Linked DNA regions of Mus musculus: region 1 is linked to region 2. A link is a loop called in an ENCODE intact Hi-C map of the cell type or tissue named here. Cell type or tissue: gastrocnemius. All regions are shown on one strand. Each heading gives the region's core, and the rest is flanking DNA. Links, peaks and the distances in the headings are about the cores only.

Region 1 (5,473 bases), core at 303-5,302, 230 kb after region 2:
CATTTGAGCTTCAGAAACACATGGTATAGGGAGAGAATCAATTCCCACAAGTTGTCCTCTGTCTTCCACACATGTGCCTCACTACCCATCCACAAAAATAAAATAAATAAATGTGAAAATTTTAATTACATATATTATTTAAACTCTGTTAATTTTTTATAAAGATAGAGTCTATCTGTCCAACAAATACAGATCTTATCTAGGAACAGAGGCAACTGGAACCAAATGACAGTTTTCTAAGTGAGCAATGCTTCTTACAAAATAAATATGGCTGATACACATGCATCAAATAACAATTCTTCACTTCAGCACATAATCTGATAAAAGAAAAACATTTTCTCTCATAACCATTTTTGAGCACATACAGTTACATTCTCTATTGTGGGTACAGGTAAAAGACCTGGACTCCTAATGTTTCCTTGGATTGTGAGTACTAAATCATAATCAAGATGCATGCACTTAACTAGTATTTGTGTTGTCTGAGTATTTGTGAGGATCCAAAAGTTAGACAATTTTCTTTCGAGGCAATTGTGATTATTAGAAATGAAATGCCCCCTTTAGTCTTTGCATTTTGTCTGGGTTTTATGTCAGTATAAATTAGAGTTAAATAGGTAGCTAATGAGATCAGGTTGAAATACATAGGTAGTGAATGGGATAAAGTTGAAATACATGGGTAGTGAATAGAATGGGGTTGAACTAGGGCTGTCCTTTTCATCTGATGCCTACAGTAGAAGAAAATTAACCAGTTGATAGTGGATGAATGAGAAATCAGATGAAAGAGATTTAGAGTACTTGACTTCTGTGTTTCAATAGCTTGACAACCTAATGTATGCTTCAGAAGTGTGACTGGTTTTGCTTTTTGTTTGTTTGTTTGTTTTGTTTTGTTTTGTTTTTCCACAGAGAATCTTCCAAGTTGGCTCTTTTGTTTAGGTGACTTGGCTCCACATTTGTTAATTTTCTAAAAATTGCAGGTAGTAATGTGACTCTGGGTACTAGGCTAGTTTGTTATTCTTGGTCTCACATCCTCTGAATGCCTATGTATACCAATCACTTGTAGGCTTAGGGAACTCATGGAACTAGTATCAAAATTCATGCCTTCAGCAAAGCTTTTTTTCCCCCTCTTCAACAGGATTGAATTTGGTCCACATTCCAGTGAAAAACTATTAGGATGTTATGCTACTAAACGGCTGCATATAGCTGGAAGCATAATAGCCTGCATGGGCACATACCATAGTGTAAGAGCATATAATGAACAATCATATGGATATATCTTCTGCCCCAGTACAAATAGCCAGGGGGACACATACAATGCATCATGTATTAAAAATATTCTATAGGCCACTGTGAGTAAAGACCAAGCTGGTAGGAAAATAAGATTATATACCTTTTCCACCTCTGCCTATTGGCTTAGCCTAACCACTCTACTATATAGATAATGGTGGATTTATAATTAAAAATATGGGAGTTATGTTGACCAAATGATCCTCAAGAAAATGAGGCAGGATCAGTCAGCAGCCAGAGGTTAGGGGGGAAGGGGAGGTCCTTGCAAGGATGGCCCCAAAGCATACCAGCCTGTAATTTTTCTGGGCACTGTGTGGTTGAAGGTAGCTATAATTCTTCACCCAGGGTACATACTTGCCACCTGTACTCTCCTCTAATTATCTTTGATCAGGCTTATGTGGTAGGAAGTTATGCTTCAGCAGCTGCGATTAAGCCCAGGGCATAGCTAAGTCTATAATTACTAGCTGGTTAAATCAGAACTCTTTCAGAATTTAGAGGCTATTAGAGTAAACTGCTTTGATTATTTTAGACTATAACCTTGTCCTTTTGTACCTCTCTGAGAACTCAGAAATGAAGAAGTAATAGTTAAAGAAAGACAAATCTGTCAGTGAATATTTAGAAAATGAGAAGAGAACTAACTAGATACAGGAAGCAAAAGTGAATATTTCATTGTCGAGAGAAGTTATATACTTCCTCACAAACCAGCCCCAGAGTATGAGGCAGGCCTTCAGAGTCTAGTTTGAGAGAAGCCAAATTTTAAAATGTGTTCCTCCATTGACTGCTGAAAATATTAACTGAATTAGAAAACCTGGATTTAGGTCCTAACCTAAATGGTGAAATCATAGGAAGCCCCTTAACAAATGCTATGATACTCAAGTATCTCATATAAATTACAAACAAAAAAAGCACACAAAAATTCAGCACAAAGCTAGTGTGAAGATCAAATAACTCAGAAAGAGAATTTAAGCACCCTTGGCACCTAATAAATGTTTGCTGATAATAACAATAATTCTTAATATTAGAGCATTTAAAATTTTCTGGTTCTGCAGGAGAGAAGGGTGATTCCTATGCCTGTATCTGCTAATTAGAATCGTATGGAAGAGTTAGTGAAACAAGCTCTTTCAGGTTGAATAGCAGGAGCTATATTCATTCTGCTTTGAGATTAAGTACTGTTCCCAAATAATCGGCTTTCCCCCTCCTTTTATACTGCTTCTGAACTGGCACAATTAAGGTTAAAGAAAATGGTACATATGCAAATTCATTGCTTCCAAAGGAGATGGCTACTCATAATTTAATGTAGGTAATGTTTAATAAATCCTCCTTTAACTATATAAACAGAAACTTGGAACTATGGACCATTCAAAGACATCTAAGTGAAAGTACTTATGGTACCGTCTGCATTTATGACTTCAGATTAGATTCTGCTTTACTGCTCACCTTCAGATGTGTGCCATTGGAAAAGACAAGCAACATAAACCCATGAAAATATCCTTACATAAACACATGTGTGCATCTTCCATCTTTAAAGAGGTAGATCAAAAGAATGAGAGTCACTTGTATATGTACTAGGGCAGCTGTGCTGTTGGATCAATGCCACTCTGATTCCCCACTGAAACAAAGGAAGTGAACTCTATTTTCAAAAAATAATGTTTAATGCTTGAGCCAAGCAGTTACATCCAAATGTTATCCTCCTCAAAGAACACTGTGATAATTATGAATATATGATTAAACAGCATTTGGAAAGATTGCCTGTCTGTGGGAGATTTTTAATTCTTCTCTTCTTAAGCCACCAGTACTATGGTCATTTACTTGGACTCTAAAGGGCAACACCTGACATTTGGTCTTTGATGGATTTAACAGGCCGCTTGTAAGCTTAAAGGTTTTGCTTGGCTAAATCAGGTTTTATCTCAGAGGTTATTTGCAACTTTACATGCTGTCTTACAAAAATGTCAGTGTTTGCTTTTCCTCTGAACTATGCATAGCAGCTCAAGGTTTGTCCGTGAGTAGCTCTGAAAACAGAAGATCCTTGGTTTTAGGCCCATGTTCTCAACCTCCCACAAACAATCAGTGTGAAGCATTCCTTTCAAAGGATATTATTGTAAGGCTATGGACGAGGGAGCAGACACAGTCTTTTGCAAGAGAGGGGTGCATTTGCTTGCCTTTATTCTCTTCCTGGTGGAAGAAAAACATATTTAGATGCTAAATTTGGGAAACACATTTTCTATGGAGTCTGTGGAAATAACTATCTCATGCTGGATGGGAAGTTAAACCTCAGCTGGGCTTGCACTGCAGCTTGGCAGGCCTCTTGTGGATTCCCTCGGGAATCTCTTAGAACAGTTGTTCTAAATCCAAACTGTTACCACTGTTCTCAAGCCCCTAGTCCTGCCCCAGCTGTCCTCCTTCTCACAGATGACCTCACCACCTACTTCACCACAGAAACTCTGGCCATGCAACATCCCCCCTCCCCCCCCCCATCTCTGTTTCACTTCTTTCTTCAAAACACATAAAGCTTTTGCCTGTTTTCTACCAGAACTCTTTTGTCTCAAAGAAAGTCACATTTCCTTGCCAAGGCTACCTCCTCTATTTGGACACTCAGTCCTACCCCCAAACCCTCTTCTTGAGAGAAATTGTTCCATCAGTTATTTTTAGTCCCTCTTTTTCTGTAGTCTATATTCAGGGTTCTCTGGCTTTGATCCAGACATCACCGAATTTCTTACCTACCTTGCATGAGCCAAATTTTTCCCTGCCTAGTTGCTTAGCATTAACACTCCTACTAACCCCCTTGTACAAGCCAAATATCTCCCTGCCTTGCTTCTTAGCATTAACTCACCTACTAATCCCTTGCAACCTAGCTTTTACCCTCCAGTCTATAATGAGCTATTAAAGTTGCAGTCTTTACAGCCAGCAAGGATCTCGTACTGAGCAGATTCACAGCCTTTGTCTCAGAACTCATCTTTCTTGGTCTCAGTGTACTTTACCTACTATTGACCACTTTGCTGCTTAACATTCCCTGGGTGCTGTGTTGTTACCTTGGTTTTACTCTTTCCTCGGTGACTGTTTCGGATCTCCTTTCCTGATTACTTCATCCTTCTCTGTACCTGAGCTGCATTCATTGCCCACAGTTTGTGTCTTTTCAAGCCTCTGGCTTGCTGAAAAGTTTTCTTTTGAAAACTTTTGTCATTCTAAGTTGAAACTGAAATTTGGGGAAAGCTCATGTACTCACTGGTCTTTAATCCATTCATTCACCTACATAATTACTGACTTGATTGAATGTCGTATAGAGTGACCATAATTACTTTTTCTCATTCATACACCTACATAATTACTTACTTGATTGAATGCAGTATAAAGTGACCATAAAACATATTCACGCTAATTGTGTCATTTACTAGTTTTCTTTTCTTCCTATTGTTTTCTGTAGAACTCCAGTCTCTGTGCACGTTAAGTGAGTATGCCAATACGGAGCTATATCCCAAACAAAGTGGGATCTTTTGAGTGTTTAAAATAATAATGCTAATGTTAGACTATCAGGCAAAAATCCAAGTTATTGTGGGTAAAATGAGATATATGGAAATGCTATAACACTAAGTATTATAAAAGTAAAAAAAAAACCTATAAATCTATCCAACTTTCAAATATATTTTGTCTAGCATCAAACACATTGACACAGGGGAAAATTTCCTGAATGGAACACCAATGGGTCAGGCTCTAAGATCAACAGTTGACAAATGAGACCACATGAAACTGAAAAGCTTCTCTAAGGCAAAGGATACTGCCAGTAGGGAAAAACAGCAACCTACAGATTGGGAAATGAGCTAACAATTCTACATCCGATAGAGGGTTAATATCCAAAATATACAAGGAATTCAAGATGTTAGATTCCCAAAAACCAAATAATCCCATTAAAAATGAGAAAGTACCCAAGGAGCTGGGGGGATCTGCAACCCTATAGGTGGAACAACAATATAAACTAACCAGTACCCTCTGGAGCTTGTGTCTCTAGCTGCATATGTATCAGAAGATGGCCTAGTTGGCCATCAGTGGAAAGAGAGGCCCATTGGTCATGCAAACTTTATATGCCTCAGTACAGGGGAACAACCAGGGCCAAGAAGTGGGAGTGAGTGGGTGGGAGAGTGGGTGGGGGAGCGTGTGGGGGACTTTTGGGATAGCATTGGAAATGTAAATGAAATAA
Region 2 (5,473 bases), core at 262-5,261:
CAGGATGATGCCCTCCAGGCTATAAGCTCTTCTGAGAGGGTTTTATTCATAAGCTTGGAAGGGCAGGAGGTTCAGGGGGTTACTAGACCACAGTGTTCTTTCATCAATTCAGTTACCAGAAAACATCTCTTCAGGCTCATTGTATAAACACACACACACACACACCATCATCATCATCATCATCATCATCAATTACTTAATCGACTGACTAATTAAACATTTTAAAATACTCAAAATGCTTCCTAATAGTAGATTAGGCAGGAAGGATTCATAAATATGCAAACATGACCTTAAATCTCAGCCTTGTAGGGGAATCACCATGCCTGACCTCAAACTGTACTACAGAGCAATTATGATAAAAACTGCATGGTACTGGTACAGTGACAGACAGGTAGACCAATGGAATAGAATTGAAGACCCAGAAATGAACCCACACACCTATGGTCACTTGATCTTTGACAAAGGATCTAAAACCATCCAGTGGAAAAAAGACAGCATTTTCAACAAATGGCACTAGCTTAACTGGCAGTTATCCTGTAGAAGAATTCGAATTGATCCATCCTTATCTCCTTGTACAAAGCTTAAGTCTAAGTGAATCAAGGAACTCCACATAAAACCAGAGACACTGAAACTTATAGAGGAGAAAGTGGGGAAAATCCTCGAAGATATGGGCACAGGGGAAAAATTCCTGAATGGAACTGCAATGGCTTGTGCTATAAGACCGAGAATCGACAAATGGGACATCATAAATTTGTAACTCTTCTGTAAGGCAAAAGACACTGTCAATAAGACAAAAAGGCCACCAACAGATTGTGAAAGGCTTTTTACCAACCCTAAATCTGATAGGGGACTAATTTTCAATATCTACAAAGAACTCAAGAAGCTGGACTCCAGAAAAACAAATAACCCCATTAAAAATGGGGCACAGAGCTAAACAAAGAATTCTCAACTGAGGAATACTGAATGGCCGAGAAGCACCTGAAATAATGTTCAACATCCTTAATCATCAGGGAAATGCAAATCAAAACAACCCTGAGATTCCACCTCACACTAATCAGAATGGCTAAGATCAAAAATTCGAGTGGAGATTCCACCTCACACTAGTCAGAACGGCTAAGATCAAAAATTCAAGTGACAGCAGATGATGGCGAGGATATGGGGAAAGAGGAATACTCCTCCATTGTTGGTGGGATTGCAAGCTTGTACAACCACTCTGGGAATCAGTCCAGCAGTTCCTCAGAAAAGTGGACATAGTACTACTGGAGGATCCAGGAATATCTCTCCTGGGCATATATCCAGAAGATGTTCCAACTGGTAAGAAGAACACATGCTCCACTATGTTCATAGCAGCCTTATTTATAATAGTCAGAAGCTGGAAAGAACCCGGATGTCCCTCAACAGAGGAATGGATACAATGGAGTACTACTCAGCTACTAAAAACAATGAATTTATAAAATTCTTAGGCAAATGGATGCACCTGGAGGATATCATCCTGAGTGAGGTAACCCAATCACAAAAAAACACACATGATATGCACTCACAGATAAGTGAATATTAGCCCAGAAACTTAGAATACCCAAGATACAATTTGCAAAACACATGAAACTCAAGAAGAAGGAAGACCAAAGTGTGGATATTTCATCCTTCCTTAGAATTGGGAACAAAATACCCATGGAAGGAGTTAAAGAGACAAAGTTTGGAGATGAGACAAAAGGATGGACCATCCAGAGACTGCCCCAACCGGGGATCCATCCCATAATCAGCCACCAAACACAGACACTATTGCATATGCCAGCAAGATGTTGCTGAAAGGACCCTGATATAGCTGTCTCTTGTGAGGCTATGCCAATGCCTGGCAAACACAGAAGTGGATGCTCACAGTCAGCTATTGGATGGAACACGGGACTCCCAATGGAAGAGCTAGAGAAAGTACCCAAGGAGCTAAAGGAATCTGCAATCCTATAGGTGGAACAACAATATGAGCTAACCAGTAGCCCCAGAGCTCGTGTCTCTAGCTGCATATGTAGCAGAAGCTAGCGTAGTCGGCCATCATTGGGAAGAGAGGCCCCTTGGTCTTGTAAACTTTATATGCCCCAGTACAGAGTAACACCAGGGCCAAGAAGTGGGAGTGGGTGGGTAGGGAGCAGGGCGGAGGGTGAGTATAGGGGACTTTTGGGATAGCATTTGAAATGTAAATGAGGAAAATATCTAATAAAAAATTGGAAAAATTTGGGAAAGGGAGACCAATTCTTAGTCTTGTCATATATTTACTGGATATTTTTCCTGCACTTTAATTTCTCTTCCTTGTTTCTAGAATAATAATAATACTTCTTAAAGGGTGGAAATAAAGGTGGAATAAAATGACATAGATTAAGTAGCTACCTAAACAAAAATTTAGTAATATGAGTCTCCTATATGCCTCTCCTTCCCTATCCATGGGTAACTAAATTTTAATGTATTTAAATTAAAACTCATTAAGAAGTAAGTTTGTAATATTTTTTAATATTTTATATATCAATTTTCTTAAATTGTGTGGTGTGTGTGGCATATGTGTCCATGTGTATGTGATTTGTATGTGTGGTATCTTCTTTCTAAACCAGTTACAAGTAACCTAAACTAAAAGTGAAATTTCAACACACCATGAAAGAAGAAACAGAAGAGGAAAAAAATGTTATAAAACTACCATAATTACTGATGCTAAAATCCATATTGCCCAAATAAAAACAAAATTAGAAACTCCTAACTATTTTAATAAGCCTTTCCCAATAAATATACATATAAACAGAACCTAGCAGACTGCTGTAGCCGGCAAAAAATAAAAAATAATTAAACAAAAACAAAAACACTTTGGCAAGGCATAAGGAGATATAAGAAGTTAGATTTCTTAGGGAAGTTTAAAAAAAGCACATTGAAACATGAATGCAACAATGTCAACTGAGTATCTATTATGACTGCTAGTTTTATAGCAGTGAAGCCTCATGAAAATGACTGGCAATCCAGTCAGTACAAAACAATGCCCTAGATGAACTGCTTTATCAACCAAGGTCATCAAGCTACCCTCAAAGCTAGTTTTATAACATTTTTTTCTTCCTCTTCTGTTTTGCCTGAATGTATGGAAAGTGCACCATAAATATGCAGTGCCCAAAAGTGGCCAGAAGAGGGCACCAGATCCCCTGAAACTGTAGTTATAGATAGTTATGAGCTACCTTGAAAACTTCTGGGAACTGAACTTGGGTCTTCTGAGAGAGCAACAAGTGACTTTAACCACTGATCCATCGCTCCAGCACCAGGACCATTCAACTGTTTACTAGGTAAGTCACACAGCACACACAACTGAAACTAATTAATTTTTTTTTTTTGTCTTACTGTAAAACTGATCCCAGGGCCTCTGACATGCCAAGCGACTCTTGCTGAGGTACATGCCCAAATTCTTAATTGTATGATGCCCAAATTTTAACTACTCACATTAGCTAAACAATTTAATTTTCCCTCTCAGGCTCCTGCATTCTCTGGCACTAGAAACAAAACACTTCTCATACCAAGGAACACACGAGCTCAAGCCTTTACTCCTCTCTAATTTCTCACTCCCTCATCCATCACAAGGTCTGAAATCTTTGATTGCCAGTCAAGTTCATCTGTCCCCCTCTCTCTTTTCTTTATTAGATCTTAATTTGTATTAGTCTGCTAAACCCCTAGCCTCAAGGCTTCTTTCCTTTTAATTAATTCTGCAAACTGCACTCTGATTTTTTTTAATTGCTATAATTCTATTCTCAAGTCAGTCTTTTGTTTAAAACTCACTTCAAGGGAGTTAGCGGACACCCCCAAGGCCCCCTAGTGGACTCTCCACACAATTTTAGAACCGCCAGTGAGTGGAACACAACTTCTGTTCCAATCCAATCTCTAGCAGGACCTGAGACAGCATTAAAGAAGCAGAAAAGCCTGCCTAACCAGGGTCACAAATCCCTTCCTGTCAGTGCCAGCACCAGATCACCTGGGCGCTGAGTCGGCGGACACCCCCAAGGTCCCTAGAGGACAGCTTCTAAGACAGACCCCATTTTGAGCTCCAGACATCCAGGCATCTTCCCTGCCAGAGGAGAGGTGTTGGCCCCACCCAGGAGAGCTTTGCCAGAGCACCTGGGGGAGCCAACTTGGTTCCCGGATCCCTCCAAGACTAGTCTGCTCAGGTGAGAGTGTGGACTACAGAAGCTAACAGCTTCTGGTCAGGCCCTATTTCGGGCCTTCATCTTCTGACAGGAGGCAGGTTGGAATGCCAGATATCTGTACACCTTCCCTGCAATAGAACAGCTTACCTGCAGAGAGTTATCTGACCACTGAAACTCAGGAGAGAGAAAGTCTCCCAGGTCTGCTGATAGAGGCTAACAGAATCATGAGAGGAACAAGCTCTAACCAGAGACAACAATAACAACCAACTCCAGAGATTACCAGATGGCGAAAGGCAAACGAAAGAATCTTACTAACAGAAACCAAGACCACTCACCATCATCAGAACCCGGCACTCCCACCTCAGACAGTCCTGGGCACCCCAACATACCTGAAAAGCTAGACCCAGATTTAAAAGCATATCTCATGATAATGGTAGAGGACATCAAGAAGGACTTTAATAGCTCACTTAAAGAAATACAGGAGAACACTGCTAAAGAGTTACAAGTCCTTAAAGTAAAACAGGAAAACACAACCAAACAGGTAGAAGTCCTTAAAGAAAAACAGGAAAAGTGGAAAAAAAGACATCATTTTCAACAAATGGTGCTGGCACAAATGGCGGTTATCATGTAGAAGAATCTGAATTGATCCATTCCTATCTCCTTGTACTAAGGTCAAATCTAAGTGGATTAAGGAACTCCACGTAAAACCAGAGACACTGAAACTTATAGAGGAGAAAGTAGAGAAAAACCACGAAGATATGGGTACAGGGAAAAAATTCCTGAATAGAACAGCAATGGCTTGTGCTGTAAGATCAAGAATCTATAAATGGGACCTCATAAAGTTGCAAAGCTTCTGCAAGGCAAAAGACACCATGAATAAGACAAAAAGACCACCAACAGATTGGGAAAGGATCTTTACCTATCCTAAAATCAGATAGGAGACTAATATCCAATATATATACAGAACTCAAGAAGCTGGACTCCAGAAAAACAAATAACCCCATTAAAAAATAGGGCTCAGAGATGAACAAAAATTCTCACCTAAGGAATACCAAATGGCAGAGAAGCACCTGAAAAAAATGTTCAACATCCTTAATCATCAGGGAAATGCAAATCAAAAAAACCCTAAGATTCTACCTCACACCAGCCAGAACGGCTAAGATTAAAAATTCAGGTGACAGCAGATGCAGGCGAGGATGTGGAGAAAGAGGAACACTCCTCCACTGTTAGTGGGATTGCAAGCTTGTACAACCACTCTGGAAGTCAGTCTGGCGGTTCCTCAGAAAATTGGACATAGTACTACTGGAGGA

What was found. Hi-C counts contacts between places; a loop is a spot of excess contacts. Peaks named below come from ENCODE experiments on the same cell type or tissue, not always from the same donor. Only the 100,000 strongest peaks of a DNase experiment are listed, where the experiment ranks them.
Region 1: it touches region 2 in a loop (3-fold over the local background); 15 of 42 quality-filtered maps call a loop at or near these places.

What each region holds. Positions count from the first base shown.
Region 1 is chrX:23,552,802-23,558,274 of GRCm38, forward strand. No RefSeq gene overlaps it. Among named protein-coding and RNA genes, the nearest start is that of Wdr44, 140 kb to the right of the region's middle. In gastrocnemius, for the core only: no CTCF peak of the experiment used is centred there; no DNase peak of the experiment used is centred there; H3K27ac peaks cover 1,248 bases.
Region 2 is chrX:23,325,157-23,330,629 of GRCm38, forward strand. The region is part of intron 2 of Klhl13 (kelch-like 13); the gene reads right to left. Among named protein-coding and RNA genes, the nearest start is that of Klhl13, 37 kb to the right of the region's middle. In gastrocnemius, for the core only: a CTCF peak has its summit at 3,145 (motif pointing right); DNase peaks (open chromatin) are centred at 3,171 and 4,003.